Regions from separate parts of the Mus musculus genome. Here all the other regions are linked to region 1. Evidence: chromatin loops called from intact Hi-C (ENCODE). Cell type or tissue: heart. All regions are shown on one strand.

The links. Peaks named below come from ENCODE experiments on the same cell type or tissue, not always from the same donor. Only the 100,000 strongest peaks of a DNase experiment are listed, where the experiment ranks them.
Region 2: a loop joins it to region 1, with 6 times the contacts of the local background. A loop is called at or near these places in 3 of 42 quality-filtered maps.
Region 3: it touches region 1 in a loop (8-fold over the local background); 9 of 42 quality-filtered maps call a loop at or near these places.

The regions. Positions count from the first base shown.
Region 1 is chr9:106,473,478-106,481,477 of GRCm38, forward strand. It overlaps Parp3 (poly (ADP-ribose) polymerase family, member 3), which reads right to left and starts at 3,472. Exons shown (of 11, transcript NM_145619.3): 1 at 3,016-3,472; 2 at 2,322-2,505; 3 at 1,546-1,671; 4 at 1,203-1,391; 5 at 920-1,043; 6 at 581-807; 7 at 204-356; 8 at 1-42. The coding sequence starts at 2,498. Rrp9 (RRP9, small subunit (SSU) processome component, homolog (yeast)) reads left to right here and starts at 3,832. Exons shown (of 15, transcript NM_145620.4): 1 at 3,832-3,957; 2 at 4,194-4,276; 3 at 7,219-7,328; 4 at 7,679-7,746; 5 at 7,836-7,877. The coding sequence starts at 3,871. In heart, CTCF peaks have their summits at 1,209 (motif pointing left) and 3,534 (motif pointing left); DNase peaks (open chromatin) are centred at 1,174, 2,984, 3,184, 3,752 and 4 weaker places; H3K4me3 peaks cover 3,017 bases; H3K27ac peaks cover 3,575 bases.
Region 2 is chr9:106,346,126-106,354,125 of GRCm38, forward strand. It overlaps Poc1a (POC1 centriolar protein A), which reads left to right. Exons shown (of 11, transcript NM_027354.2): 11 at 3,557-3,766. The coding sequence ends at 3,655. Among named protein-coding and RNA genes, the nearest start is that of Dusp7, 19 kb to the right of the region's middle. RefSeq lists an enhancer at 7,979-8,000. In heart, CTCF peaks have their summits at 3,129 (motif pointing right) and 5,159 (motif pointing right); DNase peaks (open chromatin) are centred at 3,126, 5,306 and 7,826; H3K27ac peaks cover 4,376 bases.
Region 3 is chr9:106,303,593-106,311,592 of GRCm38, forward strand. It overlaps Poc1a (POC1 centriolar protein A), which reads left to right. Exons shown (of 11, transcript NM_027354.2): 8 at 1,673-1,741; 9 at 4,349-4,441. Among named protein-coding and RNA genes, the nearest start is that of Poc1a, 27 kb to the left of the region's middle. In heart, a CTCF peak has its summit at 3,328; DNase peaks (open chromatin) are centred at 3,299, 4,759, 5,179 and 6,449; H3K27ac peaks cover 2,073 bases.

The DNA.
Region 1 (8,000 bases):
CCTGTAGCTGTTGCCAGTCTGTTTCAGGTAGGTCTGTATTGCCTGTGGAGAAGAAAGGCCAGTGGCCAAAGGTGGGAGACTTGTGGACTAGTGTCCTTGTGGTCTTCCTGCTCCAGAGCGCTCCTTGGGTCAGGGCACATGGGAGGGAATGCTGCAAGCCAGGGGCTCCCAGGGTACCTCCAGGGCAGGTGTTCAGAGTTCACCTTGTACTCGGACTCCCCGGAGTCCAGCAGTTGAAGCTGGCACCTGAGGAGCTGGTAGTCTCGATCCAGTGGGTGTGGCACCTCTTCCACTTTCTCCTCCTCCTCCCCAGGGGCTGCCTGCAAGGTCTGCGCCAACTCGATGTCCGCTAGCACCTAAGATAACGGGCACTGGACCTTGTCTGCCCTGTGGGCTTCCACTTCTGCCCCAGCCCCTCCCATGTGACAGACACCCCACTGCCTATTCCATCTCCTCCCCATCTCTCTGTCCAGCTCTCTCCTCTCTTGGCTCTCAGCCTGTCCCTCTGGACCACGTGGCCATGTGCCCCTCTCCTCTTTGCCCAGGCTGCCTGGTATTCTCTGGGCTGGCCAGCCCTCACCAGCAGCATGTCCTTCTTGGCCTGAAGCACATCAGGGGAGTTGATGGGCGGGGGTCGGCTGCGGCCGAAGTTGTGTGGGATGACAGTGTAGAAGCAGGAGGAGAGCTCTTCCAGGCTCTGGCCATCCCCTGTGGGGTTTTTCATGGCCTCCTCTAGAGCTTCCAAGGCCTCGAAGCCACGGGCAATCTGCTGCTTGGTCAGCTTTCCCAAGGGCATCTTCTTCACATCTGGGGGATGAAGGGACGAGCTGAGCCCTGTAGCCCCTGAGATCAGGGGTGGGGGTGGGGGTGGGGGTGGGGGTCAGGGGTAGCTGCCACCCTGCAGAGAGCTCCTCCTCACCCAGGTTCATGAGGGTCATTGCATTCTTGAACATCTCTTTGCTGAAGATGTTGGTGATAAGGTTCTGGGTGGCAGGGTCTAGGGAGCAGGGCTTGACCACGGTCCTCACAGGGCCGCTGTACACCTGGGGAGATAAGGCCTGCTCGGGCAGCAGCCATTAGGCAGAATGCCCACACAGGGAGCAGGGCCTCGGCTGAGACCAGAGAGGGAGGATGGGACTGGAGGATGGGCTGGCAGGCAGTCCCTCCCCTCTACCCCCTGCTGCCCCCTGCTGCCCCATCACCTTCACTACAGCCTCTTGGCTCTCTGCTTCTCCCTGGACTTCTATAAGTGTGTACTTGTTGGGCTGGGCCACAAAACGGTCCCGCTCCTCCCATTTGTTTTTAGTCTTCTCCCAAAATTTCTTCTTAAAGTCCTTCTTTGCATCTTCCAGGCAGGTGAAGTGGTTCATCTTGCTCTGGCCCACCTCTCCCTGCAAGGGACAACTTTCAGGGGTGTGTCCACCAGCAAGATTTGCTGGTCTCTGGGCTGGGCCCTCCAAACAGCTGCAGACGAAGCCAGCTCTTTGGATGCCCAAGGGGGGGAGGGGGGATGGGGGAGGGCAGCCCGGGCGATGGCTCGCTCACCACGCGGCCCCAGCGATTCCAGCAGAAGAAGCGACTACCCTCCTCCAGCAGTTGGATAATATAGAACTTGTTGTTGTTGTTGCCGATGTTGGTCTGGTTCAGGGTACAGTCATAGTCCTCGTGGACCTGTGTAGGGTGAGTCCGTGGGGCGTGGGCTGGGTGTGTACACCAGGGAACATCATGGGGGGGGCCTTGTCTTTGGCACTTGGGTGTCTCTGCCCTTGGGGGGCAGGGTCACAGTCTGACTGGATGTGATGAAGCCCTGCTGTGGGCTTGGGAATTTGGAGAGGATGCAGCTGCTTCCTGGGTGGGGGAATCTGAAAAAAGACCTGGCTCTGCCCTGAGGGCTCAGTTTGAGGGAACACGGAAGAGGGTCCCGGGGGAAATTGAGTCAGGCCCCTTCCTTGAGTGTGATGCACCCTAGTGTCTGATGGTCAGACATGGTACACCTTGACCCAATGGAATAACAGCCCACCTTGGCAGTCTTCAGAAGACAGGTACGCAATCCCTGGCTAGAACAGAGAACCCAAGGAGGAGAAAGAAGGCTGTGGTCTGCCAGGCGGTGGTGGCCCACGCCTTTAATCCCAGCACTTGGGAGACAGAGACAGGCGGATTTCTGAATTCGAGGCCAGAGGCCAGCCTGGTCTACAAAATGAGTTCCAGGACAGCCAGGGCCATACAGAGAAACCCTGTCTTGAAAAACAACAACACAACAAAACAAGCAAACAAAAACAAACAAACAAAAAGGCTGCGGTCTGAACATGGCTTCAGCTCACCTGTATCCCGGGGTTCCGGCTGAATGGACATGAGGGGTCCACACGGATGACCCGATTATCAGCAGGTGCTGCTCTGAGAGCCTCGGCAGTGGACCGGAAGCTGTCCTCCTCCTCTGTCCCTTGTCGCCGCTTCTTGGAGCCCTCAGTCTGCACAGAGGCCTTTCGTTTTGGAGCCATGGTTCTCCTGGGGCAAGAGGTAGGGAGCGTTCAGATTTGCCCTTTAGGAGGCTGGCCTCCTACTCCTTGGTTTACATATCCCCATCTCCAAACCTGCACTTTGTACCTCAGAGATGCAGAAGCTTAGAGCCCGTCAGTTCTGCCCACCCTGGAGTTAGGAAGCAGTTGGCTCGAGGTGTTCCCCGAGGCAGCAGAAAAAGTGAAAGCCGGCTCACCCCACCCACGCTGGGGCCCTTCCCCTTCTAGAACATTTCCTCCTCCTGTCAGTCATCTGGCTAGGTTGCTGGGCTGAATCATCTGAGCTACAGGGGAAGGACCCTATAAGTTGCCCTTCTGCAGCTGGATCTACCTCTCTAGAGCTTAGGACCAAGTGGTGTAGCCTTTTGCTAACAGTCCTGAGTTCTGGGGTGCCAGCCAAAGTTTCAGGCTTTCAAGTGCCAGAGAGAGCAAGAGCCACTTTAACCTCACCCTTCCCTGCCCTGCAGAGGACTCTAGGGCAGGGCCAAAGGACACTCACCCAAATGAAACAGGACCCTGGAAGAGGTGGCTGTTATCCAGCCCGGTATCAGGAATGCTGAATGTGCCTCCTAAGAAACAAGTTCCAAGTCTGGGATCCCATCTAGCGACCCTTCGTGAGCCTTCAGCTAGTTTTTGGTAGGGATTTCCCAGCAATCACGTGAGGAGGGGAAAGAGCTTGGGGGTGGTGTAGAATTCCAGCTTTTGGCCGCTAGTGGGGTGAGTCAGAGGCTGGGTAGGCTGAGGTTGGTGGCCAGTCCCAGAGATGAAATGACAGTAATGTAGACGTATCCAAAGCCGCTCGGACTGACTGGCCCCTCATGCAGCTTTGACTAGGCACATACAGCATATATCCATTATTTGCCCGGTGATTTTGGCTCTGGGTTCGGATGCTGTCTCCTCTCCAGAGCTGCCTGAATTCCATTCCTTAAGTTTTAGAGTCTGGTTGTATTAGCTTCAATCGCTGTTCCAGCGGAAAAATCACAGAACCCCGCACCTCTGGCTCCACCTTGTGGCCATAAGACGCAAGCACCGCATGCCCTCCTGGCCCCACCCCTCCCTGCTAGTCAGGCGTTAGCAGAGCGCAAGCGCCACAGGCCCAGGCCGGAAATCGCAAGAGAGACTTGCTTCCTACTCCAGGCTGGCGCCGGAGCCTATAGGAGCTCTTGAAGGCGTGTCCAGCTGCGTCGGTCCAATAGACGTTTGGGGGCGTGGCAGGATCTTCTCAAGGGCCCAATGGAGCTGCGGAAGGTGGGGCCCGCTGCGCCGTGGGAACCTATCAGGGCTCCGGGTCTTGCCATGCGGCTGGGGTTTAGCAGCCATGTGAGTTCTTCGGGGTAGCGGCACCTTGAACAGTATGTCGACCGCCGTGGCAACTCGTAAGCGGGCAAAGCCAGCTCCCGGGCCCGGGGCGGCTCCGGTGGCCGGCAAGCGGCGGCGAAAGGTGAGCATGGTGTACTCTTGGGCGCGACCGATCTAGCTCCTGGGAGAGCCATCGTTCCATCCCAGGGCCCCCATCGGGGCAAGTATCTTTGCCAAGGGCTCCGTCAGAAGGAAGCCTACATCTCTTTTCTTCTATCCACCAAATCCTGGGAAACCTTCTACTTGGCCAGGGCCAGGTGCTACTTGCCTCTCTCAGTCCTGGGCCTCGTGACCAAGAGAGGATCGTTTGATTTCCAGGTAGACTCTGCTGCGGACAGGGGCAAGTCCAAGGGTGGCGGCAAAATGAATGAAGAGATTTCCAGCGATTCTGAGAGCGAGAGGTGAGTTTTTACCGGGAGGAAGGATAAACGGAGGCTCGTGGTGACTAGAAGACTCAGTGCGACTGGCAACAGAGCTGGGTGTTTGGCTCGAGATCCTGGGTCTACCCTCCAGTTTCCGGCAGTGAGATATCGTCGTTTATCTCTGATGTGTCTATGGGGAAGACGCTGGGCTCCTGTGGGAGGGAGAGCTTGGGACCTTTTTTCGCTTTATGACATGGAGGCAGGCACAGGTCTGGATTGATTGAGAGGCAAGGAGAGAACGGTACAGAACACATCCTCCTGTTCTTAATTCCATCTTCACACAGTACCACAACGACTGGTGTCCTTGGGCACCTTTTTGAGATGAGGTCTCTGTTGTTTTGCCCAAGGTGGCCTTGATCTCCTGGGTTCGAATGATCCTAGGCTTCAGCTTTGTACTGTCACATATGTAGCCTTCCTAACATTAGGGTCTTGTTTCACTGTTGCGAACACGGGTGAGCAGGCAAGTGGAGAGAGGCCGTGTCAGTGTCTGCAGGTGTGTATCTTGGAGACATGTGTTGTGAGAACAGAAGAAGCCTTTTAAAAAGTTGAGCCTGGAGAGACGAGGAGTGTCCTGGAGCGGTAGGGAAGAGGTTCAGGGACCAGAGACAAATCTGGGGTATTAGTGTGCCAGGGTGGAAGGAAGAAAGGATAAACCGGCAGGTGATAGGTACAGGCCAGGGTAGCCGTGAACTTAAGAGATCTGCCTGCTTCTGCCTCCCGAGTGCCAGGATTACAGACCTGGCTATCAGTTCTGCTTCTAAAAGTGAATATGTGGTGCCTTAATTTGCTCAGCTTTTTTTTTTTTTTTTTGGCAAGGTTTTTCCACGTAGCCATGGCTGTCCTGGAACAACCTGTATAGATCAGGCTGGCCTTAACCTCAAAGACATTGCCTGCTTCTGCCTCCAGGACCTGTGCTAAACACTTTGGGTATTTATTTATTTATTTATTTATTTATTTATGTGTGTGTGTGTACATGCTGATGCCCATGGGAGACCGAGGACATTGGAGCCCCTGGAACTGTCACATCAGGGGGTTGCGAGCGAGCCACCTGAGGGGTGCTGGGACTGAACCCAGGGTCGCTGTAAGAACAGCAGGAGTTCTTAGCCGATGAGCCATTTTTTTCCAGCCCATTCTTTACCACCTCTTAAGTCTTTTAACTTGTGTCACGAAATAAATGTGATAACTACAGAAGCACCACTCAGTTTTCTTCTGCTGATCTAACTTGGGTGAAAGTAAAAATAAATGCGTACACACCTTAAATTCAGGGTTGAAACAGCTTTTCTTTCAAAAGGGATTTTTTTTTTAAACAAAAAGTGGTGCTGGGCGTGGTGGCGCACACCTTTAATTCCTCAGTACCTAGGAGGCAGAGGCAGACAGATCTGTGAGTTTGAGGCCAGCCTGGGCTACGTGGCGAAAATATGTCTTGGGAAACAAAACAAAACAAAACAAAAAAGCAGAATTGCTAAATGCCGTTTATAAGGTCTCAGCATCAAGTGTCTTTACCTGCTGAGCCGCCACACCTCTAACTCTAGTCTGCTTTTCTGTGTGTGGGCCCTGAAGTAAGAGACTGATTGGTTTGGATGCACTCAGAAAGGACATAACTCTGGGCCAAGGTCTGGCCTTGACTTTCCTGAGACATGGTTTTTTGTTCTGTTCTTTTAGGCAGGGACTTTGTAACTCTGGCTGCCCTGGAACTCGCTATGTAGACCAAGCTGGCCTCAAACTCAGAGAGACCTGCCTGCCTCTGCCCTCAAGTGCTGGGACATGCCCCAGGACACTGCTATTCCTGATGGGTTTTAAAGTCCCTTCTGGAGGAAGTCCTGGGCAGGGTGCTGGGCGACAGCAGGTAGCTGATGGGATGTCTGCAGGCTTGTGATTAGGGGTGCAGCTGTCTTGGTCTGCTGGCTGAGAGTTCGAAACACCTACCTAAGCTCCCAGAAACAGGTCTAAGCTGGACCTGTCTGTGAGTGAAGGGAGTGTCCTGAGCTGGCTCACGGACACTGGGGCCTAGAAGGGACAGCAAGAAATTCCATCACACGTGGTTTAGTCAGTACTACTTAGGATTCACTTGGAACCTAGTCCTCGGGGTACAAGGAGGGTGCAGGGCAGCAAGCCTAGGGTACCCCAATATGTCTGTGTCTTGGAGTGGTTGTCATCCTGGCATCTGCGTTCTCTGTTCTGCATGCTGGGTTCCCTGTTTGCAGCGCCCTGTGCCTTGTGCCTTTGTCCCTTAGCTTGGGAAGCTCAGTAGAAGGACAGGACCAGTTCTCTGTTACTATGTACCTGACCATGTCTTCTTAGCTGGGACTTGTAGAGATTGTCTTATTCTAGCTCAGGCTGACCTTGAACTTGTGGCAGTCTCCTTGTCTTCGCCTTCCAAATTCTAGGATTTTAGGTGTGCCACCGTGCCTGGCTTGACAGTGCGGTTTTCTAGAGCATGGTGACTGAGTTCAGGACCTCGCTCTGTCACTGAGCCATACCCAGGGCAATGTCTTCATTTGTCACCATAAATCCTGGTACCTCCTCTTCACCTCCTCTTCTTCCCCTTCCCTCCTCCCCTCTTCCCTGGACTGGCTGTTGAGCCAGGGCCTCAAGGATTCTTGTTTAGTCCGCCGCTAAGCTAAGTCTGCAGGCCTGCCACCTTTGACTTCTGATCTTTTGTGTACAACCTGGCTTCTCATAGAAGCTTGTGGAATCTTCTCTTTCCCTTGTTGAGATGTGATCATTTCCTGGTGTTGGGGGGAGCTGGCTGTTTTGATGACCTTGTGTTGGACACTGAGTGGGACCTTCCAGTCGTGAGGTCACATGCATGTGTCGCTGGCCCTGAGGGTTGGCATGGGCAAGGCTGGCCTCGAGGAAGCACAGTTCTAGTGGCCAGATGAGGGGGCCATCCCTTTAGACCCCATCCCTTCTCCCCACAGCTTGGCTCCAAGGAAAACAGAGGAAGAGGAGGAGGAAGAGCTGGAAGAGACCGCACAGGAAAAGAAGCTACGCTTGGCCAAACTCTACCTTGAACAACTCAGGCAGCAAGGTGAGCCAGGGGCTTGATGAAGGCCAGGGTCTCCCGCAGAGCCTGCCTGCTGCCCCTGTTGCAACCCCAGGCACCTGATGTGTCAGTCACGTAGGTCCCCATTGTCACTAGTGCTGCTGGTGTTGGGTACCTTGCAGAGGGTGGCTAAGGTCTCTAATGGGCCAGTACGCTCTGGGCCAGACTAGACCTTTACGAAGCCAAGCTCAAGTCTAAACAAAGGCAGGCATTGACCGTGGAGGCACCAGGAGCTTCCTATAAGATTAGCACTGTTGAGTTGGGATGGATGCTTGGGATGGAGGAGGGAAGGGCACTGCAGCCTGGGATCATGTGGACCGTTCTGTCCTGCACAGAGGAGGAGAAGGCTGAAGCCCGTGCATTCGAGGAGGATCAGGTGGCCGGGCGCTTGAAGGAGGATGTGGTGAGTCTGGAGGGCGAGGGCTAGTGTGGGTGTGGCGGAAGGCTGGGCCTTCCCCCAGGTCTTCACTCCTCTCCTTCCTCTCTTTGCAGCTGGAGCAGAGAGGCAGGTTGCAGAAGTCGGTGGCCAAGGAGGTGAGTGTGCAGGGCACCGTGGTGCGTGGGCAGAGGCGGTGTGTGCACGCGGGTCGGTGGGCAGTTGGCTTAGTGCTGCTCGGGTTGTTGGAGTCTTGGTGGAAAACTGTGGACACTTGGGCA
Region 2 (8,000 bases), 130 kb before region 1:
TTTCCTTCACCCGTGGATTCTAAGGATCACACTCAGAATGGCAGTCTTGTGGCTTACCTGAGGAGCCATCTCACCAACCCAACATTTTTTTTTCCTTTTATGGCTTCTGTGAAAATTCCAAACCTAGGTGTTTAGGCAAATTAAAGACCATTTGCCTGAGGTTTGGGGAGAGGAAGCTGGCAATGGAGAAAGTGTGTCTCGGTGTTACCAGCTGTGTGACAAGGCCAGCCGGCCAGCTGGCGGAGTCAGGAGCTCTGGAGGCCTCCACCTTCTCTTTGGGCTGTGCATGCTTAGAACTTGGGGCTGGAAGTTGTGATAGATGTTCTGCCCCCGGGCACCTGCAACTTGGTCTGACACACTTCCATCTGAGGGACTGGAAGGCCAGGTCTTATCCACCTTTGTACTAAAGAACGTCAAGGCAGGTAGGCTATGGAGTGTGGTGTACCAATATTGCAGGTGTACTTTAAAAAAAAAAAGATTGATTTATGTATGTGAGTACATGGTAGCTGTCTTCAGACACTCCAGGGAAGGGCATCGGATCCCATTACAGATGGCTGTGAGCCACCACATAGGTTGCTAGGAATTGAACTCATGCCCTCTGAAAGAGCAGTCAGTGCTTTTAACCTCTGAGTCATCTCTCCAGCCCCCATGGGTTTACTTTTATTAAGGTCCCATTCACATCCTGAGGGACAGGGATGGCCTTGTGTCCCAGCTCAGACAGATCAGACCCTCAGTGACAGGAGACTCCCATGGGGTTGAAATGAGGTGAGCAGCTAGCCGTCTGTGTGACCAGGCTCCCCTGAAAGGCACTGCGCAGTCAGTCAGCGTCCTCTGGACACTGATGCAATACATGCTTACCAAGCCCTGAGTCCCTGACACTGGTGTAGACATGTGCTCCTACAGGTAAAAGTCCCACTATGAAAAGGCCATATGAAGTGGCTAGGGTTAGTCCTTATCAAGGAAGTCCCAGATGTCCACCATGATCCCCCAGATGTTTTGTCCTTCCTCCTCTGGGTCCTGGCAAAGTGGCAGCAGCCTCTCCCAACCATTCCAGTGCTGTGACCTGTGTAGACCCCGGCCAGGGGCTTGCTTAGTTATATCACCAGGCTAAGTGTGTGTGTGAGATCCTGGTGGGCCTGTCCACTGCTGGGAAAATCCTCTCCTTTGGGGAAGAAAACAGCATCACGCACTGGGGATGAGTTGGTAGTCATATATCTAGTGTGCACAAAGCCCTAAATTTGATGCCCAGCACCTAACTGGGTATTAATCAGGCATGATGGTAGCTCATGATGGTAGCACTAGGAAGAAGAGGCAGGAAAAGTTCAAGGCCATACTCAACTTCATAGAGTTCAAGGCCAGTCTAGGCTACAGTAGACCTTGTCCCAAAACAAAGGAAAAAGAAGAAGAAAAAAATCTAGAATTTTTCTGGAAAGATACACAATTCGAATTAAAGTGGGTTACAGTCTCACACAGATACCGCAGTGGAAGTGAAGACGTGGTTCCCAGGGCCCAGTTCTGTCATGGGAACCCTTGTTCTTAGTGAAAATGAATGCACGTGTTTTATTGGAATGGGATCCATTGAGGGGGAAACTATCAAACAAAGAACGCCAGAGAGCATCTAATGCACCGGTACCTAGAAAGCCCCTCCTGCCCAAGCCCAGCAACGTATCTGGAACTGTATAGTTAGTTATTCCTGGTGGTGACTGCCACCCGACTCGGGCAGAGCAGACAGAGAAAGTGTGGCCCAGATGCAAAGATGTCTCGACTCATCAAGCTGACCTGGCAGGGAGGGAAGCCTGAGAATGGTAGTGGGGAGGGGAGTGCAAGTATGAGGGGCACACTATGAAGCATCCCTTGCCAGACATGGTGTTCTTGTCTCTCATCCCAGCACTGCAAGGGTTGAGGCAGGAGGATTGCCACAAGTTTGAGGTCTGACGTACATACAGTGAGGCTTCAAAGCAAGGAGTCCCCTTCAGAACTGTACGCAAACGTGTCCCCAGTGGGCCTGCCACCCTCCATTATTCCATTTAATCTAATATGGACACATGTAAGGACCACATCCCTGCTGGGCTAAAGTATGGGCCTCCCTCCTATGGAACCAAGGAGAGGCCCCAGTACTGCCATTGGCCCAGCAAATCTTGTTTTTTAGATCCACAGTCTCTGCGTTTGGAAATTGGGTTCCTATTAAAAGTTTAAAGGGGGAAGAAAAAAGAAAAAGAAGGCAGAAAAGGAAATGCCATCAGTCCTGCTCCCCCACTGTGGCCTTGAGTCCCGACTGTCTGTCGGAAAGGGTCTGGAAGGAGACTGATTCTGGCAGTTTGAGAGTTTGACAGCAGCCAATGGAAACTCGCAGGAATGCTGCTTGGGCCAGCCAGGGGCTGTTTCCACTGCCGCTTTTACGAGATGCAGACCCGTTCCTCCGTTTCTCCGTCCTTGGCTGGCCAACTTGAAGATGTGAGGAGTTCTTTGAGCTTAGCTCTGCCTCGGGGGTCCAGTTCCTGTTCTACAGGCAGTGATTTTTCAGGTTCTGTCCTATGATCTAGAGTACAGAGTCCTCCCATCCCTGGCCAGCTCATGCAGAAGAGGCCAGCCATCAGATGGAGCACCCTCTATGACAGCTGACATCCACACAGGATGCTGTGAGAATTTATAGCTGCTGCATTGAAGGGGAAACTCTTTCTCCAAATGTCTGTTTTCTTAAGTATATGAAAAACTCCTTTCTGCTGGATGAATCTCAAGCCCTCGTGGAGCCTCAGGGAATGAGATGATCTCTGTTGAGAAACGTTCCCTGGCCTTTCACTCCAGTGACAGTGGGAGCCAAGCTTGCTGCGCTCCGTGCAGGGACCGTGTCTTCACGAGTGCAGTAGGCACTCAGCAACCCTCAGTGATGGAAATTAGATGACCGGTCAGCTCAGCCTGGTAGGGTAGGTGAGACGCAGAGGGACAGCTCTCTGCCAAGTGTACAGCTGCCCAAAGCCAGGGGAGGTAGACAGATTTCCACAGCTTTTGTGGGAGCCCTGTCTGCAAGACTGATATTGGTCCATGAAGTACACATAGCCTTAGGTACCCTGGGTGTGTGGAAGTGGTTCCATGAGGCATTGTCACTTGCCAGTGATCACCCTAGTCCTCACCCCCAGGTGGCACTGTCTCACTCTCTCCTCATAGGACCCACACAAGTAGAGCCCCCACCCTCTGGGCTTGGGCTGGTGAGGTGAGGACTGACTTCCCAGCTTTTTCCTGCCAGCCTCCGAAGAAGTGCCCTTAGCATGGAGGGAGGCCTCTGTCCTGGGCAGGAGTACCAGACTAGGGCTCAGGATTCCTTAGACCATGGCTGTCTTGGGGAAACGACTGGAGGCTATGAGATCTGTCCTCTGTCTTCTCTCTTGCTGCCCACAAACTCCAGAGACGGGCGCAGAGGGCATGAAAGGCCAAGCATAGCCCACTGGCGGGAAGCGAGGCACCTGGTATTTGGGTACCAGGCTGAAGTGGCTTATACTGACTCCTAGGGCAGCGAGGCAGGCTTTCCATCCTGAGCCTGATACCTTTTCTTTTGCAGACAGTGTCCATTCTGGAACAGCGACTGACACTAACAGAAGACAGGCTGAAGCAGTGCCTGGAGAACCAGCAGCTAATCATGCAGAGAACGCCACCGTGATGAGGGGAGCAAGGATCAGGAGCTCAGTGATTGGGGGGACAGCAGGCCAGGGATTTGTATGGGGACTTGAGTAAATAAATAAAGGGATCCCACCTGAGAGAGCCACATCTTACCCAGTCTGGGATTGGGTGCCCTCCTCCCCACCCCTGCAAGTGCTGTCTGTACCTGGAGCCTCTCCATCTGACAATGGGACGCTCCCAGTGGGCAGAGCCACACAAAAAGGAGACTGGAGACCCAGAAGGCAGGGCCACATGCAGTTTAACAAACTCAGAATCCTAAGATGGTGGTCTTTCCTCTCTCTCTCTCTCTCTCTCTCTTTCTCTCTCTCTCTCTCTCTCTCCTCTCTCCTCTCTCTCCCTCCCTCTCCTCTCTCTTCTCTCTCTTTCTTTCTCTCTCTCCTCTCTCTCTCTTCTCTCTCTCCCTCCCTCCCTCTCCTCTCTCTCTTCTCACTCCTCTCTCTCTCTCCCCTTGCTAGGTCTTCATTTACCTCACCTTCAGCCTCCCGACTGGTTTCTAAGTTGACTTCTCTTTCCTTAGACGAGCCAAGAATTTCTTTCCATTTGACCCCTCCCCCTGCCCAAAGCCCCCCAGGGGACCCACCCGGGTTAGGTTTGTTCAGGACAAGCTGGATGGGATAGGTAGAGCCTTTGCAATGCCCTTAATTCCTGTCACCACATATATTCACCAAGACCCATGGCTTCCTCCTTTCTATAGCATGAGAGTAAAGGAATCTGAAAATGCAGACTGCTTTGCCTGATCTTGTGCAGGAATGGCTTGTTCTGGGTAAGACCCACTCAGCCCTCCCATCCCAAGGTCCCTAAAGGGAGAGTCACAGCAGTGGCAGGAAGTGGAGTGCTCAGAGACCAAGGATACCCTTGTTTGCAAGGATAGCCAAAGGCCCTGTGTACTACCCACAGCCTCTTAACTGGCTTCCATAGGGATGTGGAAACCCCGGGCATTCTGTTTCCATTCATTCATGAGGGCTTCCAGGGGCCTCTTCCTCCACATCTGGACTGGGAAAGCCACAGTGAGCGCGTTCCATGTCTGAGTTGCTTGTGCCTTCAGCCTTGAGCATCTTGGGGCTTAACCAATCAGGGAGGTCCTTACCCGCCTAGCTTACTGCCTGGCACCAAGGTGGGTCTCAGTGCTGGAACTTCTCAGAAGCTGTCAGTACCAGTAGGTAATAAAGCCAGCCCTTGCAGCTTCCAGGAGAAGCAGAGCCTGAATGTCTTAAGACTTCAGGCTGGCAAGAGGGCCAATCTGTGTTGATTTCTGATAAACCGTAGTGTGGGAGGTTGCCTCCTCCAGCTTCCATTAGGTTTGGAAAGCTGAATTCCAGGGTCAGACCTTGGTCCTACCCACCCCAAGCTGTACCCCTTAATACTGTGGTCTAACCAATCTGAGGCTCTGATTGATAGAGTTTTGAAGTAATGACCCTGTTCCTCCAGGTGCTGTCCCGCCCAGTGCAGACTACTAGCTCAAGGGAACCTGTTGCTCCATCCAGTCCCACTAGATGGCAGAGCCTATTGTCAGGGACAGCAGGTGGGGAAGACCCGGGGGCTCCCAGGATGCCCTGAGAAGCTGCGGTGTAAGGAGCCCAGTGGCCTCTGGCAGGGAAGCTGCCTCGGGAGACAAGCACCCCATCCCATGAGCCTTAGCTGGCAGCCAGCCCAAAGGGCACTGCTTGTGTGGCCAACCTTGTCATCCCCTCCCATGCTGCCTCCGCCACCCAGCATGGGCTCTTTTGGTGGAGGCAGGCAGAGTGTAGCTAGGCCCACATGGGAGCATACGCCTTTAATTCCAGCACCCAGTAGGCAGAGGCAGGCGGATCTCTGAGTTTGGGCCTGGTCTCACAGTGAGACCCGGTCTCAAAACACAAGTGGGAGTGGGAACAGAGCATCCCCCCATCCTTCTCTGCCTCCTGGCTGGGGGTTGGTAGTAACCGGCTGCTGCAAGCCCGGGCTGCCCCTACTGTGACAACTGTGAACCAAATAAACCTTCCCTTCCTGAAGCTCTTCTGTCGACGCTGTGAGAAGGTAAGAGGGCTACCCTCAGGAGGAGCCTCTGCAGCTCACACACCTCCCTCAGCAGAGCTGCCAGGGAGGGACCTCAGGGGTCCCAGCCTCCTCACATCGTTCTTGGAATGTGCGGAGATCGTAACTTCCACGCCCAGGGCAGATTTACAAAGGGCTAAAGCTCATTTAGGACCAAGATCTCCCAAAAGGATTTTTTTCCCCCTACCAATCATGAGACCCAACTCAGAACCTGCCTGTTTGGGGTGGGGTTCTAGAGTTCTCTTGCGCTGACCAGCTACTCTGCCATCTCCTACCCTTGTGAAGAAACCCTAGGCTGCCTGAAAGGGCCAACACAGGGCCCTGGGTGGACTTCCGGGACCCTGCAAGGTTGGAGGTCATATAACGGGGCCTTGCTTGCAGTATTTATCTCCCCAAATGATCCTATCAACTCTACTGATAGCCGCGCTGACCCTCCCCCCTCCCTTCTGCTGCCAGGCACAAAAGCATCCCCTCTGGAAGTTTAGCCAGAGGCTTTGTACTGGCTGGTTTTGTGTATCAACTTGACACAGCTGGAGTTATCACAGAGAAAGGAGCCTCCCTTGAGGAAATGCCTCCATGAGATCCAGCTGTAAGGCATTTTCTCAATTAGTGATCAAGAGTGGGAAGGCCCATGGTGGGTGGGACCATCTCTGGCCTGGTAGTCTTGGGTTCTATAAGAAAGCAAGCAAGCTGAGCAAGCCAGGGGAAGCAAGCCAGGAAGTAATATCCCTCCATGGCCTCTGCATCAGCTTCCTGACCTGCTTGAGTTCCAGTCCCGACTTCCTTTGGTGATGAACAGCAGTATGGAAGTGTAAGCTGAATAAACCCTTTCCTCCCCAGCTTGCTTTTGGTCATGTTTGCACAGGAATAGAAACCCTGACTAATGCTCCAAATCTTGGATTGAATGACTGAGCTCCCAGAAAGGCAAACCATAGCTCGCACCCCCAGTGTGCTCTGTCCTTATCCCTCTGTCCCCCTAAGTTGCCACGGCCAGCTTCTCCAGGTTCCAGGGCTTGGACCCGCACTTCTTGTCAGAGAAGCAATGGTGGCAGGCCAGGTGGGCTTTGATAAGCGCCGTGCCAGGAAGGAGTTGCCAAGCCTGATCGCAGTCCGTGGTTTCCTAGTTTGCTTCCACTCCTGACCCAGAGCAACTTGGGGGAAGAAAAGGCTGACTTGACTGACACGGCCGGATCTCAGTCCATCCCTACGGGAAGTCAGGGCAGGAACCCAAGCAGGAGCCTGGAAGCAGAAACTGAAGAGGAGGCAGGCCATGGAGAAACACTGCCCCCACTCTCCATGGCTCAACCAGCGTTTCTATAGAAACCAAGACCACTAGCTGAGGGGTGGCACCAGAGTGGGGCTGGGCCTTCCCACATCAATCATTAGTCAAGAAAATGCACCCCAGACTTGCCTACAGGTAGGTAGGCCAATATGATAGAACCATCGTCTCAGTTGAGGCTCCCCCATTCCCAAATGACCCTAAGTTGACCCAGACTAGCCAGCACACATGGCAAGCCCATCTGTCCTCATCTTTGAGTACTGCCCCCAGGGGCACCTAACAGGTGGGTTCCAAGGTCCCCAAAGGCCTGTGGCCATTTCATAGTCTCCACAGGAACTCTCTCTCTCTCTCTCTCTCTCTCTGTTTCCTGCCTTCTGTCCTGAAATCTTTGGATTTCTTCCTGGTAGTGGGCATCTGGGGCAGGGGCAGCGCAGCAGCTCAGTTGAGATGTTGTTCCTCATCCATGTCACAGGCCCTGGCTCTGTGGTCTTGAAAAGTCCTCTCCTATTTCTTGGCCTCCATAAAACACGCCGAACTGAGTGTGGACAACATATGCCTGTCTTTCCCTGACAGCCAGGTCTCTTTCCTGGCACTTGGCTCTTCGTGTCAGTGGGGACAGGGGACTTGGTTCCAGGGTCTTTCTGGCTCAAATTCTAGGTGGCCTTCATTTTCCTAGTCCAAGAGCTCCTGCCACCGGGAGCCATCTCCAGGGGTAAGAAGGAAGTTGGGAGTGTGAAGAGGTAAAAATTCCAAAGCTGCCACCTCCTCTGTCACAGGGAGGCCAGCACAGGCTTCGGGGTGGATGTTTGTGATTACCCAGAATCCCGGAAACCCAGCCCGCTGAGCAAGCAAGTACACGGTGAGTCACCCTCACCCTCATCCCAGCTCCCTGTCATTAACCTCATCTTCCTAACGATTTGCTCAAGACAGGCACTTGAAGGCTCCAGCCCAAACTGTTGTGTGACCATGTGAGGGGGACCCAAAGCACAGGGGCAGTTTCTCACAAAGCAGC
Region 3 (8,000 bases), 170 kb before region 1:
GTGGGCAGTGTTCCCTATCAGTAAAAGTGGGTCTGTGTTATCTTAGTTGACCGTAGCTTAGAATTCCTGGGGCTGCCAGGGATAGGGTACACCGGAGCCTGTGGCTCCACTTGTGTGGAGAGGGGGGTGACAGGTAGGTGTTGGCTTTGTATTGTATCCACTTGGGCTTTGTTTCCCCCAGCTTGCAGTAGCAAAGGCACACACCGTCCTCTGGGGATGAGATGGGTTAGTGCAGGTGCAGAGCTCTGAGCCATCGCTAGCTGATGTGGGACTCTTTCTGTCTCTCACTCCATTCTGAACACCTCTGAGAGAAAGAACTAGAAATGGAAGTGTGAGCAGGCATGTACCCTCTTGTCTCTGCTCAACCTGCCTGTCTCCTGGGCGAGGAGAAGCTGCTCATGGCTGTGAGGTCTCTTCCCAACCTAAGCTATGCTGACTGCAGGGAGTCTCCCTAGCTTCCCCTAGTCTCTAGCCCAGACTATGCTGCTAAAGGTCTCTGCTGTGGGCAGGTCTTTTCTCTGTGTAGCCTTGACCGTCCTGGAACTCACTCTGTAGACCAGGCTAGCCTCAAACTCAGAAATCCACCTCCTGCCCCTGCCTCCCAAGTGCTGGGATTAAAAGAGTGCGCCACCACTGCCCGGCGTGGGCAATTCTTGTTACACTCTGGTGGTCTAGAGGAGCTGAGATGACCTTTGTGACAGATGTAGGAGACGACCTTTGACCTGGTTTTGCCTGCAGCATGCCAGGCACTTGCCATGGGAAATGTGACGCTGGAGGTTGACGTGTAAAGGTTGCGTCTGCGGCTGTGACCAGCTCCTTGCTTGGCTTATCTTTCTGGAATGGATTCCAGGCATATGGGGAGGAATGGTCTTTCTCTATTAGAACGTGATGCTCCTCCCTTCAACCCAACCTGGGCGTGCTTGTCGGAGAGTGCTGCTGAGTATGTACTTGCCACTCCCCTTTAGATGGTCGCTCTGACCGTCAGTCCCTAGGAAGCCAGAGCAGCACATCACCCAATGTTAGGCCCAAACTTAAGGAAAATGCATGTGCATTGCAGAGACATTGGTGTCATTTGGTCCACTACCCAGGCACCTTCAGGGTTTCCCTCTTCAGCCCCCTTCTTGTTGTTCATACCCCTGACTTTGCCTTGTTCATTCGAGCCACTGGCTCCTCCTTGGGGCTCCCATTTCTCTGGGCTGCAGCAGGGCAGTGTTAGGCTTACACCAGAGAGGTGAGTGCTGATCTCAGCTGTGAATCTCACAGGGGAAGCTATGGAAACGATGCCAGCCAGGCCAGACTGCCAGGGTGGGTGTCCCGCTCTCCCCTCTGCCTGCCCTTGACCCCATAGCCTAGCCTCTAGTGAGATGTTTGGAGGCTGAGGCCCAAGCTGTGCTTCTTGTCCCTGAACACATGCAGGCTTCTGGGACAGAGGCTGAGGAGGATCGTGTGCTGAACGAGTGCCCAGGCCTTTGTCCCACTGCCACTGCCACTCAGGAACTGTGCAGTTAGACTCAGAGTGACCTTTTGGGAGGGTTTTAGGGTATATATTGAGTTAGGGTCTCATGTACCCCAGGCTGGCCTGGAATTGCTGATCTCCCCACCTCCACCTCCCGGCACTGGGATCACTGGTGTGCCACTATGTCCTGCTGACCTTTGCTCTTTGTTCTGCTAGGGGCCTGCTACCACCGTTGCCTTTTCAAGAACGGGGGAGTATTTCGCTTCTGGAGGCTCCGATGAGCAGGTAAGAAAGAATGGCCTAAGGAATCCGAACCCCATAGGAGGCTGGAGGCTTTCAGCAACTGATGGAGTGTGGGTGGGGCCCCCAGGGCCCAGGTGTTGGCTGCTTCCCAGCAAGGCTCCCTCGGGGGTGACCTCATGGAAGTGTGTCAGACTGGAATGGGTTGGAAGGACTTTGAACTAATTATCATAGTGAAAAAGTTAGATTTTCAGGTTTTTTTTTTTTCCTGATTGCATAAACAGTGAAGAACTACTGGTTACTTACTGCAGATCTGGTAATATCGTCAGTGTGGCAAGGATTTCATAGCTCATTTAGTTCTCCTGAGTCCTGTGGGGCGAGTCTTCCTATTTTATTCTTATAGATGAGAAAACAGTCCTAGCTGGTGGCAGGGCAGCATGGGCCCTAAGCCCATCTGACTGCTGGGCCTCCTATCCCAGGAGCCTCTGCTCCATTCTCTGCTGCCTTTTCCTTCCCAGCTCACTGCCCATCTAAAGGGTCAGCGTTTTCTGTATCCTTAGCTGAAGAGAGGAAGTCCTGTCCACCTCATCACCAGTTGCACTGAGGCTTCATCCTGTCACTCCTGTGCCTCTTTGCCCAGACTGCTAAATACCACACGGGCTTATCTGCTGGGGGAGGGAAGTACGCTGACCTTGGTGCCTAGCTCAGAGCCTGGCCCAGGAAAGGTGTGGAGCACTGAGGGATGCACCCGTCAACAGTCTCCCAGAGCATACACAGGCCCCTTTGTCCGAGCACAGTGGAGGAAAGAGTAGTGGCCACCAACACGCTTGATCTGGTGGGCTGCCGAGGATGTTCATCCTCTGGGTGCTCAGCCTAGACAAGTCCTGTTGGCCTTCCGTAAGTCCCAGCTACAGTAAAATGTATTGATTTTCCAGTAAAGCAGAGGTTAACTAAAGGCTCTTTGTCCACAGCCTACATAAGAGCCAGCTTGTATCTTCCCACTCCATCACTAGGTCTTAGCTATCAGCCAAAGAGGAGGAAGGCCATGGAAAGCCTCGAGCCTCCAGTGAGTTTACAAGCAGAGCTGTATGGCGGACGCTCGAGTTGACTGGGTAGTAGATGTGCATGCTAAAAGCCAGGGTAAAACAGAGTCACCGACACAAGAAGCTGGCTGTGGTTTTCCTCAGACAGCGAGGCTGCCAATTCCTCACCTTTTTACAGTTTGTTCTTGTTTTTCTGGGGTGACATTGGTGTTATGTCTACCTTCGTGCTGGCCACTCTGTTGTTGGTAATGTTAGGTCTCCACAGTTATGTAAGGATCTTGTCCATGTGGCATGTGTATGCCAACATTCAGTTTGTAAAATGGCAGATGAGGTACCCATCTGTATGCCCATCTCTCTGGGAGGTATGAACAGTGGTGGGTAACTGTGAGGAGCCTCTGGAGGAGTCATGTGCATTGCTGTGTCCCAGTGGGGTGGCATCTACATGTCACATCTTCTAGAGTGATAGAGTGGTGGCTCTTGTGTGACACCACTGTTGCCTGATTCCTCCTCTGATGGCCGAGCCACCCTCCCTAAAGAGAAGCCAGCAGCGCCCGGCTGCCATGGCTTCTAGCCACCACTAGGGAGTGCTCTTGCTTCCTGGCAGGGTGACTCTCCCAGCCTTTGTGATATGCTTTTAGGCATTATCCTCTTTTGGAAGACAGTGTGGTTAGTTATTTATTTGAGACTTTTTTTGACATTTATTTTTGTATCTTTAGCTTTCTTTTAGAAATGAGAATAGGTGTTCCTTGCCTCTATGTGTGCCTGTGTATCATATTTATGCAGTGCCTGTGAAGGCCAGAAGAGGCCGTCGGATCCCCTGGTACTAGAGTTACAGAGGTTATAGTAGCTATGTTGGAATCAAACTTATCTGTCTGTCTGTCTGTCTGTCTGTCTGTGTAGCTACGTTGACGTGGGATCTCACTCTTTAGTGCTGGGTGGTCTGTGGAGACCAACTTGGCCTTGAACACAGAGATTTGCCTGCTTTCGCCTCCAGTGCAGATGCTACCATACCTGGCTAAGAGTGGTTTTTTTCTTATTGTTAAACTTATTGGGCTTAAAATAATAAGTGTGTTACTGTCCATTCCATGATGCCAGTGACTGTGTCCCATTGTGTCCTGTGAGCCTCCTAGCAGCTCTGGGAGGTGGGAGCTGGGATCTTTTCACAGAAGAGGGCACAAGACAAATGCTGAATCCCTCTCCTAAGGCCTCACAGTAAGGGGCTGGAGTCAGGCCATTTGTCCAATAGTGTGGTCTGGAGTTTATCTTCATGACTTCATGACTTCACAGAGTGTCATGGGCAAGCCACTACCCTCAAGCCTTCCTTTCCAGGTCGACATGATAAACAAGGAAAGGAAACAAAGGGATTTAATAGTGATTCTGACATTGAGACGTCTATGGCACTTGGGTAGAGGGACAAACAGGTGCTAAGATCTAATCGTGCTACATGGTGATACCCCATCCTGGTGCCAAATGTCCCCAGAGACTCCTCATCAGGGATATGGGGCAGGGCCCAGAGTTGAATTGGCATTATCAGGTGGGAGCCACTACTGCTGAGAACTTTGGGGTTAATTCAATTACCTCTCTCACCTCTGCCTGTTGCTCTTGGCAGGTGATGGTCTGGAAGAGTAACTTTGACATTGTTGATTATGGAGACATGAAGGCACGGAGGCCCCCACCCCTAACCAGCTCTTCTGGAACTCTGGTAAGTGGTTTGGCAGTTAGGTCTTGAGCCATGTGACTCTGAGATAGTCACAGTGATCAGCACAAGGCTTGGAGATGAGGGGGCCTGGAGGCTTCTCTGTCACGAGAAAGGAACCCTGGTATGGTCTACCAAATAACACTTTGAGCCTTGGTGCCAACCCAGAATGAACAAAGGAGACATAAAGGCAGCAGAACAATTTTAGGGTACAGGATGCTGGCCCTTTTGGTGGGGGTACTGTCATGGCATGCGCTGCTGCTGGAGTAGGCCAAGGCACACAAGGACCTGTCCCATGCCAGGCCTTCCTTCGATCACAGGACCCACGTACATGGTTCCTAGAGGGCTCAGCTGGGACGGGCGGATGGGAAAGACCCTGGTTTGGTTAGTCTCACTTCTTTTTTCTTTTTCCCCTTAAACCATGGAGAGGAAGTTCATTAGCCACAACCATTTTTAGTACCTTTGTTGGTAAAAGGACATTCAGTATTCCTGAGTAAAAAGAATCTTTAATTTTGTAAAATAAATAACTGGGTGAAAAATGATAGCTGATAAAGGCTCATTAGATAAACCTATCACTTATTTCAACTTTGGTTGAAACCCCAAGGCTTTAAGCTTCTGTGGCCATGGACTATGTACCCTCTCTTCCCCCTGGGCCAGAGAAGCACTGTGGCCTCCTGGGCAGGAGGAAGCTGGCCTGAGCAACAGGAAGCGGCTCGCCCAAACCCCCAGCAAGTCAAGGCTGGAACTCAGAATAGAACCAGGAAGCCTCCTGGTCTGTCCTGGGCTTGCAGTGGCTGAATCTCTCCTACCACATGCCCAGTCTGCACTAGAACTGCCTCTGGAGTAGCCCACATTGTGCCTACAGTCTTCTCCCCAAGGATCTCTCCCTTGACTAGCCACCATGGCTGGAGGCTTTGTTTCTGTTCCGTGTTTGAGCTATGGGCTGTTTGGGGCTCTCTGGGTCGCCCCAGTGTTCTCCTTGCTGCCGATCCCTTTTCTGCCTAGAAAGCACTTTGAATGGTGAGGCTGGGGTCCTGTGTGGATCCTGCCCTCTATCCTGCAGCTCCCTGACTGTTGGGCACTTACAGGGAGACCAGCACTGCTGGGCCTTTCCATGCGCTCACTGCCTGCAGAGCGAGTGGGCGGTTCTTGCCCTAGTTCTCAGGTGAGACTCTGAGCTGGAACCATGCTGTCCTCTGAGCAAGGCTAAGTAATCATGCAGGTGGCTGCTGGTGGCAGGGGCTGCTTGACAGCTGTTCTCATCCTAGGAAGCTACTGCTGTCTGCCTCAGGGGGATGGTTAGCATCAGGAGGAAGAAAAATTGACATTACTACTATTTTATTATTATTAAAAAGAGTTTCATGCAAGCATTGAGCGTATTTCTCCTGCCCCCTGCCCTCTCCACTCTCTTCCTCCCACTCTTGGTCACTATCTTTGCCCCTACAGTTTAACTTGTACTTTCATGTTATATGTATATACACAGTTTATGAATTTATAGTAAATATAAGAACCGCAAAGGAGAGAAAACATTTGGGATTGGCCTTTCTGAGACTGCCTTGATTTATTTAATCCAGACAACTCTGATTGCACCAATTTGCCTGCAAACAACATAGCTTTGTTCTTTTTGTAATTTAGCTGTTGTGAGTAAGGCTGCAGGTGTCTCTGGGCTATGCGGACTTGGAGTGGCAGAGCTGGGCCACACAGTAGATCTGCTTTTAGTCGTTTAAGAAGCCTCCACTCTGAGTTCCACAGTGGCTGCTCGCTTACATTTCCACCAGGGAAGTACAAGTGGACATTTTGTCTCCATCCTTGCCAACATTTGTTGTTTGTTTCTTATTGTCAATTCTGACAGGACTGGGGTGGAATCTCATTGTAGTTTTGATGACTAGTGAGATTGCCTGTATTTTTTTTTTGTTATAGTTATTAGGAAACTAACTTGGACAAACTGCCTGTTGTCCCTCAGCCCCACTCAGAACGGGGAACACACCCGCCTTGTTTCCCAGAGCTTCAGGGCCTGAGAGTCTAGGGTGTAGTCACGTGGGTAGAGGAAGCCAGCATGACAGAATGGAGAACTGGAAGTGAAGGGCTCAACAGGACTCAAGGTAGCCAGTTGTCCCCAATCTGCTTTGAGGCCCATATCAGGACTATTGCTATAGTCTCACCAATAGGCAGCCCTACATGGGACTCAACAGGGGACAGGATATGAGTTCTGGTGTCATGGAGCTGCCTCTGAACCCTGCTGGGTAGTCCTGGGCAAGCACCCCATCTTCCCAAGCCGCCATTTCTTCAGGGGTTCAGAGTACTCACAGGTGTGTCTTGAAGGCACCTAAAGTGACACAGTAATCTTAGCGTTATTCTTGGTTGAGATAGGAACTTCTTGTTCTTTGTCTTAAATCCCTTCTAGAGCCTTGAGAGAACAGGTGTGCCTTCTAGACAGCCCCCCTCCCCCCAACACACACACCTAATGCTGCCTGAGGGGTTGGTTTCTCGGGGGGGGGAAAAAGAAGGCAGCCCAGGGTATTGTTCTGCTCGGTTTTATTGTAGGGGTATATATGGAGATCTCTCATTCATTCTTATATATATATGTATATATATATATGTATGTATGTATGTGTATATATATACACACACACATAATATACATATATACATATGTGTGTATATATATATAAATTGACCGTTTTAACCATGTGTCAGTGTCAGTCTTAGTAAGCCGTCGGCATCCACCGCCACAAGTTTTTCATTCTCCTATGCTGGAAACAGTAAGTTTTTTCAAAACTGTGATGGCTAGGTTCTCTCCTGAGGTAGGAAGGGAGCTGGGCAGTGAGTTCCCTTCTTCCCTGGCACTTAGGTCCCCACATGGCCAGAGAGCTTGGCTCCTCAGGGGAGTTCAGGCACTCTGCTCTGTCCTGTGAACCAGGTCTGACAAGCTTCCACGCCTCATCTCTGCCCACATCCCATCCTTCCAGTAACTCTAGGTTGCAATCTGCATTTGGGGCAGATATTCTTTGAGTGCAGTCCCATGCACCATGATGTCTTTAGCATCCCTGGCCTTACCTGATATATGCCAATAGCATCCTGCTTCCCAGTTGTGACGACCAGAAATGTCTTCAGCTGTTGTCAGTGTCACCATTGAGAATCACTACAAAACCTCCTCTTTTCAGAGGAGCCCAGAGAGAAAGAGGTTGGGAGGCGTGGGGTGAGGCTGTGGGAACTGAGGTAGGCTGCTCTAGGAGCCTGCGCAAGGGTTCTGTTCACTTGGGTCAGGTTTGGATTCCCACCAGAAGATGTGGACCAGAGCTCTCAGCTCTTAGACCATTTTGTAGGAATGCTGTTTGGCCTATCAGATTTCAGACTCTCCTAGAGATATTGGTAAACAATAAGAAAAGACTCTTCACCTTTAGCAGCTGGATTTCCTTCAGATTGGCTGTGTATTGCCCTTCCTGCCCAGAGGCTATCTGACTCAGAGGCAATGCCTAATGAGGGGCCTGTGGGTGGCAGGATGGCTTACTCTCAAGTCATGGAGAAGTAACTGTGCTGCCGCTCTGATACCCTTTGCCCCTTA